Linked DNA regions of Homo sapiens: region 1 is linked to region 2. The links are chromatin contacts, found by Hi-C in ENCODE. All regions are on one chromosome and are shown on one strand. Each heading gives the region's core, a stretch centred on a gene start or an enhancer-like site at or near the end of the contact. The rest is flanking DNA. Distances are from core to core; before and after follow the strand shown. Region 1 overlaps CALCRL-AS1 (CALCRL and TFPI antisense RNA 1). Region 2 has its middle 38 kb from the start of ZSWIM2.

Region 1 (4,352 bases), core at 1,798-4,297, 250 kb after region 2:
TTCAACTCCCACTTATGAGTGAGAACATGTGGTGTTTGGTTTTCTGTCCTTGTAGTAGTTTGCTTGAGATAGTTTCCTGGTTTCCAGCATCATCCATGTCCCTGCAAAGGACATGAACTCATCCATTTTTATGGCTGCATAGTATTCCATGGTGTATATGTGCCACATTTTCTTTATCCAGTCTATCATTGATGGGCATTTGGGTTGGTTCCAATTCTTTGCTATTGTGAATAGTGTATGTAGTAATACTATATATAATATACTACCCAGAATTGTATGAAATGCTGAGAAATGGCTAAAGAGTTCTAAATATCTTTGAGCTACATTATGTTTTAAAATAAGGCAGATCATCTACCATTTTCTCTGTGAAAACTTTTAATATATCTTAAAATAGCAATAAAGTAAAGACACAGGAAACTTCCTGGGGATTAAGGGCTGGCTAGAATTAAAGGCCAAATGCTTTCAACAACTTCTAATCAAAGATGAATCCTCAGGAAATGCCTTGTATCCTCATGATTATTGTTTAATTAAAGTTCCTTACTTGCATTTAATCTGCTACCTCTTTATGGTTTGTTAATTATTAATCTTGAGGCCTCTGTGATAAATGGCCTTTCTCCTTGACTTCGTTTTCATACACTTGCCCCATTCCTAAACACGTGTCCTTGGGGAAAAATTAATGAATCCTAAAACACCCTACAAAATGTACATATTAATTTATTTCTTAACTGTAGAATAGTATATTTATTTCAATGGTATTTAAAGCAAAATGCAAGTAAAACTCTGCTGACCTCCATCCTGTAAATAACATCCTTGCCTAGTATAATAACAATATCATTTTTAAATCATCTTGAATACAAATTGCTTCTCCTATATAATTGTTTTTATAACTGTAAGAAAAAGAGCTAAAAGACAACAACCAAGGCAATTTATTTTATGTTTTTGAGAAATGAAAATCCTGACAGCTACTGAATAATTTACTCTCATCTGAATACCGACTGTAAATTTTATGTATGAGGAATGGGAATGATTTGTTTTCAAACTACAGGTAATATGAGTTTTCTTCCAGCCTCTCAGCAGTTGAATTTCCTTTGAGTGCTTAAAAATGCCAAGCCATCTTTAAGGTGTTTCCTTTGCAACTTGCCTCTTGTAAGAAATGCTAACATATGAGGGAAATAGTATACATATATGGTTTATTGCTTGAGAGTATTATTAGCAGCTGCTTTTTAAATGTATTCTTTAAAAAAATGTAGGTTGTAATCCTTTCCACTGAAACCTAGGAGTAGCTAAATAATGAGGCTAAGCTCAGGAAATGTCAGAGGAAGGTGCATCCTGGGAGTGTGTTAGTCCATCACTTTCAGGAAGGGACAATCTAGTCTTCTGTCAAGTTGGTCTGTTCAGGCTTTCTCCATGTGGCAAGCTTCCTCCGATTCATGCCTCTGTAAGTAGTTATAGTTCAAATAGGAGTGGCTGTCCTAGGTTTCAAACTCCCCTTCTAGGAAAATGTTTCCATCATTCACCATTTCCTACAATTGTTATACCTCAAGCTGAAAAAGCTATGCCTAGCTGGGAAAAGGCGGGATTCTGGAACTCTCCTTTTCCGGTCTATCACCTGAATTAAAGCCAGAGGGAGGGGAAAGGGATATAGCACATCATGATATCTCCACTGAAATGGAATTTTACAAAAAGTTTTAGAAACGTACAGCTGATTCCTGAATGCATGCTTTAATTTGCATAGACATAGAACTAACTAGGAAATTTGGTATTTCCAAAGTTAGGTTTATAATACTCTTGACATTTTTTCACTCCACCCCACCTTTCTTACATATTTGTAGCATTCTAAGTTACTTTATTTGAAAGTAATTAAACAGAGCTACGGTGGGATCACATTCTTTCTTTTTCCTCTTGACAAATGAAAGCCCAGCTCAATGGCTGTCCAGCTGATAGCCTGCAATATGGAGTCTGAGCTGGACTGTTAAAAAGAGTGTTTGCACATTTCCTGGGCACTCTGGACTCACCTGTTTTTTCTGCAGTATTTGTTGATAAAATTGAGGTTTAAAAAAACAGTAGTCCATGAATTCTTCCCAGTTATCTTCTATCATAGGAATTTTCATAGGCTGCTTTGTAGGCATTTTTCAAACCTCTATCCATCACCTCCCATAAGGACACCACACTATCATATTATCCAAGAAAAAAAGACTTCTTATTTTCCATCAGAATGAAAATAATCTTTAAATCAAGGATAACCCTTGATATAATGCCAGTGTAAATTCATAGCATCCATGCTTTCTCCCAGAATAAAAATAGAAAATGATATAAGATTAAAGGTTTTATGTTATTGTTATAGCAAGTGGGAATTCTAAAGAATAAATATTCTTACTGTGGTTATAATAACTTCTTTTCATGGGCAATTTTCACATGTAGGTAAAACTTAAAAGATTGTATGCTTATGTTCATAGCATCTACAACATAGACTAATAATGTTCACCCACATACAACACTAGAAAATTGCACGTAAAATTGCAGCAAAGATAAATTGCCTAGAAAATTCTTTAAGAATTTTTTGCCCCTTTTAAAGATAGAAGGGAAGAAAATCGTCCTTTCTGACTTACTCATTCTCCTAGTGTTGAGTATATTAGATAAAATTATCAGTTGTGCAAAATTATCGGAGAGGAAAACGTAAACATCTCTAGGCAGTTCTCAAACTGTCTTCTTTTAGTTAAATATGGACACAAAACTATTAAATAGTTTTAAAAAGTATTTAAACTCTGTTTTTCTGTCCCTCTTCCTAGTTGCCTTTTTTTGATGTTTCAGAGATTTTTTTTTTTAAGTATATGTTATTTGCCATTTCTCTTATCTCTCTTTGTGAAATTAAACAGTTTTTTCCACAAAGAGTTGTTTTGTTTAAACCACTCATGGGTGCAGGAGGGGACATGAGCAGTTTTGATGCAATTCTCATATTCAGTCGCTACTTTTGGAAGTGTCTCCAGCCACCAAGGAGGGACTCTAGAGGAATGTCCAAAGCTGCTGTCCTTCCTCTTCTGCTGAGGCTCTCTGTGCCACTGGCCAGCAGGGTGCAGTGTCTTTCTTGGCTTTAGCTTTATTTTTCAAGATATTTTCTGGCCTCATCAGGGTCACTTTTTTTATTGTCAGCCAGCTTCTGAACTCTCAGGAACAGACAACCTCACAAACAAAATGATATTATGAAAAACAGACCCCAGATATTGGCACATCAGCAAAACAGATGGGGATTTGGGAAAGCAAAAAAAAAAAAAAAAAAAAAAAAAAGGAAAAAACTTCTTTGGAAAGATTGCCATTTCTCTACTATATACAAAATGTTGCTCCATACTCTACTATCCAAAGCATTACGAATTTTAACTTAAACAAGAGAATTCTAATGCAATTACATTAAAAGAGAACATGTTGCATAAGTCAATAGAAGGGATCCAATTGTAAGATTTTAAAGAATTTGCTTGTCAAAGTCTCTGGATTACTGGTTATGAACTTTTGTCTAACAACTTCAGAGGCTCAGCAAATTTAAATAACTGAAACAAAATTTATTAATAAGAATTGTTTATATAAACTTTAAAGACTTTTTTTGATTAAAATCCTTAGTCTTTCTAACTAACCTAAGTTTAAAATGATTGATTAAAGAAATGTGAAATTAAATTTTTTTCCCAACATTGAGATCTAACATTTATAGAACGTTTACAATGGGGGAGACACTATATTTGTAAACATCTGAATTATCCCATTTAAGCCTCAAAATAACCCTATAATAAAGATAATTTGATCATCTCATATTTTAAAAGATGGAGAAACTGAGAAGTATGCAACGTGGTCCAGCTCACACAGCTAGTTCATGGTGGAGCTGGACTGGGCTCCTGGCAGTCTGATTCCAGTCAGTGCTCTTAGCTACTAGACCTTACTAACTCCCGTTTCATTCAGTCCCTCTTGATGCCTGTGGTTCTCAACTTTGATTACACACTAAATAATTGAAGATTTAAAAATAATACCAATGCCCAAGTCTTATTTCAGAGCCATTAAGTCAGAATTTCTGTAGTGGGGAGATTTCATCTGGGCGTTAGTAACTTTTTAAAAATTGGGATTATTCTGAATTGCAATCAAGATTTAGAACTGCTGTTTAAACCAACAATTGTTTCAGGCAGTGAGGCTACAAGATGAAAATGATAAAAAGTTCCTTCCCTCATAGGGGAGTGTATTCATTTCCTGTGGCTGGTGTAACAAATTATCACCAACTGAGTGGCTTAAAACAACAGAAATTTATTTTCTCACAGTTTTTGATGCCAGAAGTCTGAGATCAAGGTTATGGCAGGGCTATTCTCTCTTGGGAG
Region 2 (3,907 bases), core at 1,149-3,648:
GCAGGCTTGCTTGTGTTAAACAGAGCACAAATACAGGAAAAGTGTCAGCCGGGTTAAAAGCTGGTAGAGCTGTGCTAGGAGAACATTATGCTAATAACATTACAGACAGAACTGAAGATATATGATTAAATTTCAGCATAGAGTAATTAGAAATCCTTAAACATTGAAAAAATATAAAAAGTGGCTGTGGCCATATTATTTTCCTTTATTTGAAATGATGACTCCATTTTTAAAAATAGGAAAATAGCAGTTAAATAAAAAGTTATGTCTGGAAATAGCACAATTTCGCAAAACATGCAATTAAAAAGTTGTTAATAATTTTAAGATTGTTTCCCTCTGTTTTGTATGATAAAAATTCCTAATTATATTATCTTATTTCAAAAGAAAAGACAATCTATTTTGTGTTAATGTTTTGTCATAAATACAAATTTGTGCCTTTTAAAAACTAAAGAACTCATTTCACTGAGGAAGGGGTGTGTGCCTGGTTTTAAGGTGTTACCTGGGTCAAGGTGGGTATATTCTAGAGATATATACCAATAGAGTTTTATGTTCCATATTGGACTTCTTAAAAAAAAGATCTGAAAAGTTTTGCATAATGTTTTCTAAATTCTTTCCATTAAAAATATTAAAAACTATGAATTACAAAAACCTCTAAAGAGAAAATAAACAAAAATAATACTATATACAACTCTGCATTAACACAGTGACTGTGAACATTTTAATTCATTTCTATCTATATTTTTCAATATATTTTCAAGAGTTCAGTCCATTGCATGTGTGTGTATAGGCACATGTATACACACACACATATATACTCAAGCACAAACATGTAGATACACAAATACATTTATAACTTTGAATGTCACCTTCTTTTAACAAATTAACATTATATCAAACATTTTCATGTTTTTTGTATTTGTCATAGTCTTCATTTTTAATAGCTGTATCTGGTTTCATTGATTGAACATGCTATAATTTATTTATTCAGTGAGCAATTGTAGGGGATGTACAAATATTTTTCTTTATTGGGACACTTAACATTTCCTGAGTACCTTAGGGATAGTGCCTCTCTATATGTTGTATCTTCTAATGGCCATGATCAGGAAGGGCCTTGTCATGTGAATAAACTATTGGACATAGTGGACCTGTTGTAATGCACGTGCCCTTAGTATAAAGTAATTAAATAGTAAAATGTAAAGTTGCTGCTTCTAGGGAATAGTTAATGGTGTTGCATAGAAAGTATTGTTTTCTGTACAAACACATAACTCAGTTCCAGTTTGGATTCAAGAGTGTAGTCTGTTGAAGAGACTTAAAATAGATATTGTCCAGTTAGAACAGAATTTTGTAGGTTCCCTGCCAAAGTAAAGACAGAGAAAACTCATGTTTGAGGTAATACCAGGGTTAATAAGTAAAAATAGTACAAAAACTCTGTCTTAATGAGTGCTTTCTTGTTTGGGTATGTTACATACCCTACTTGGGATATATGTGATATATGTATGCCCATTTGTATTGGAAACACTATGCTGGTTTTGCACTTTTGCTTTTAGGACCCAAGAAAAATTCTAATAGTCATACATTGATTATTTTCTCTGAATGTCAGTCATAAAGAACCAAACACAAAAGTCCTAATGCACAGCACACCTTTATCAGAGAGTGCTTGTCATCATCCCCAGGAATATTACTGTGTCTTTTCAGACAATAAAGAAAGAAAATATTATTGCTTTACTGTCTCTCTCTCCCCCTTCACCTCTCCCTCCCTCCCTTCCTTCCTTCCTTTTGTTTTTTTTCTTCTTCCTATTTTAGGTTTCTTTTCTCCCTTGCCCCACCTACATGTCTTTCTTGGTTTAAAGGAGAGGACTCAAAAACCAGACTTTTTTAAAAAACAGATACATTTTAGCTATTGAGTATCTTATGCCACAGAGGATAATATGAAATAAAGGATTATTTTGATCTTCATAGGAATAATGATGTTTTAAATAATTCTATTATGACTCTAAATTTCTGTTGACATTATCAGTTTTTTAACATTGGAAAATTCTATTTTTTCTAATTGTAGCATTGGGTAAATATATTTAATGTTTTTTCACAGAGAATTTTTCTTAAAAAACCATAATATAAAGAAAAGAGAAGCCTACTGCCCCAAAATAAACTCTGCCTATTTTTATTTAGGAAAATCATACACTGAAATATCAAAAGGAAGACAGAATATGATTTAGCTAGTTAGTTTTGTGTTGGGCTGATGCTGGACATGACAACAAAGAGTCTTTCTCTGCTGCATCCAGATGTTACGAGGCGATTAAACTTGGGTTTAACTGACCCAGGAGAATCAACTGGCTGCTAGAGCAGCCCTGCTTCTGGCTTTGTGGAGATCAAGGAAAGCCCTTTCAGCGTGTCTGAGAGCCAGATCCAGGGTGTCTCAGGCAAGCTGGGGAGCACGTTGGCAAAATCTCTGGGATTGTGCAATCTCTCTGTTTTTTTTTCCTGACTTTTTCCTCTCAAGAACATATGCCTAAATTGGGCCATGCAGCTGTGTGAGGGTGGAGTGCTTACACTTAGAGCTCTTAGGTCTGAGGGTGCGGGGTCAATGGTACATTAGTTCCTCCTCTCAGCATCACCCTGAGAAACTTTAGAAGTAATCCCTTGAGGTTTGTTCGTAACCTGATTTTTCACCCTAAATGTTAACATAGGGCTTGCCTTTTCTTGATATTACACATATGTAGCTAGCAGCTCTCAGACAGTTTGAAAAATGTTTCACTTGCTTTCAGAAGTCTAATGACAAATGACAGTGACAAATGACAAATGGTTTATTTCAAAGAAGAAACTTAAGTTTAGTTGTCAGTTTAAAGAAGTCTACATTTCTGTAATATTATTTTAAAGTTTTACAGATACTTTATTAATCAGAGTATCGATTATAGAAAATGCAAAAAGCTCATATAATTCTGTTTAAAAACACATTTTGAAATAGTCCCAACTATACTCACCCCTGGGTGTCTTTGAATTATAGAACAGATGTTTCAACATCCTTAAGGAAGAACTTGATTCTTAGGGCAAAGTTAATGTTGCAAGAGCAAGGAACAATTTGTTAGAGTACTTATCATGGTCCTCAGGAACATTATTCTGTGCCCTCTTGGACCCAAAGACATTACATTTTGTTATTACTGAGTCTGCTTGATTCCTCCTCCTCTTATTTTTCCTCCTCCTTTTCCTTATCTTCTTCTCCACCTCCTCCTCTTCATCTTCTTTCTTCTTCCCACCCTTCACTACCCCCATCCTCCCTTAAAGAAAATACTTGATAATTAAATTTAAAAACTTTATATACAATGATGCTGTTGATTTCCAAAGTATCTTACTAGGAATAGAATACTACAATAAGAATAATAAAAATGTAACAGATTATTGATGATATAGTATTTATGAAACTATTGTAGTCAATATAATTTAATCTAATAGAATTCTATTTTTATAACTATAAAAACCAAACTTTAGATATTCTTCTTTCAATTCATGTTCCACTAACATATTTTTGTCACTGATGAATGGAAAAAATAATTGCTACAGTTGTGTTTTCAGAATGGTGCATAGACATTTATTTCATTAGTGATAATGTCTTCTCATTAGAAACTCAGGGTTTTGTATGTAATCTAAGGTAACTTTTCATTTTCTATGAACCGGCTCAAGTCAAACTACAAGGGAAGACTATAAAATGGAAGATTAATCCAAACAAATTTACCTCTCGACTTTTTAAGAACATAATGAATACTTGTGTGTGTGTGTGTGTGTGTAACACAATTAACGAAGCACATTTACCTTTATTTGTTCATTAAGTCTTTAGCAAGCATTCTTTAAACAAATATTTATTGACCACTTTAAATTCACTTTGAGGCACAGAGATGCTTCAAAGAGCTGA

The links. Hi-C counts contacts between places; a loop is a spot of excess contacts on that map. Pooled maps may share reads with other maps.
Region 1: a map of heart right ventricle shows a loop between it and region 2 (2.4-fold over the local background). The contact joins two enhancer-like sites. A Hi-C loop is called at or near these places in 3 of 168 maps with a recorded cell type or tissue (Right ventricle myocardium inferior, endothelial cell of umbilical vein and heart right ventricle) and 3 of 50 pooled maps.

What each region holds. Positions count from the first base shown.
Region 1 is chr2:187,135,369-187,139,720 of GRCh38, forward strand. The region is part of intron 1 of CALCRL-AS1 (CALCRL and TFPI antisense RNA 1); the gene reads left to right. Among named protein-coding and RNA genes, the nearest start is that of CALCRL-AS1, 130 kb to the left of the region's middle. Within about 2 kb of position 3,048, at least 3 of the 41 ENCODE cell types and tissues checked have a DNase peak (open chromatin) inside an H3K27ac peak, as active enhancers do; they include heart right ventricle, where a contact is called at or near this core.
Region 2 is chr2:186,884,858-186,888,764 of GRCh38, forward strand. No RefSeq gene overlaps it. Among named protein-coding and RNA genes, the nearest start is that of ZSWIM2, 38 kb to the left of the region's middle. Within about 2 kb of position 2,399, at least 7 of the 41 ENCODE cell types and tissues checked have a DNase peak (open chromatin) inside an H3K27ac peak, as active enhancers do; they include heart right ventricle, where a contact is called at or near this core.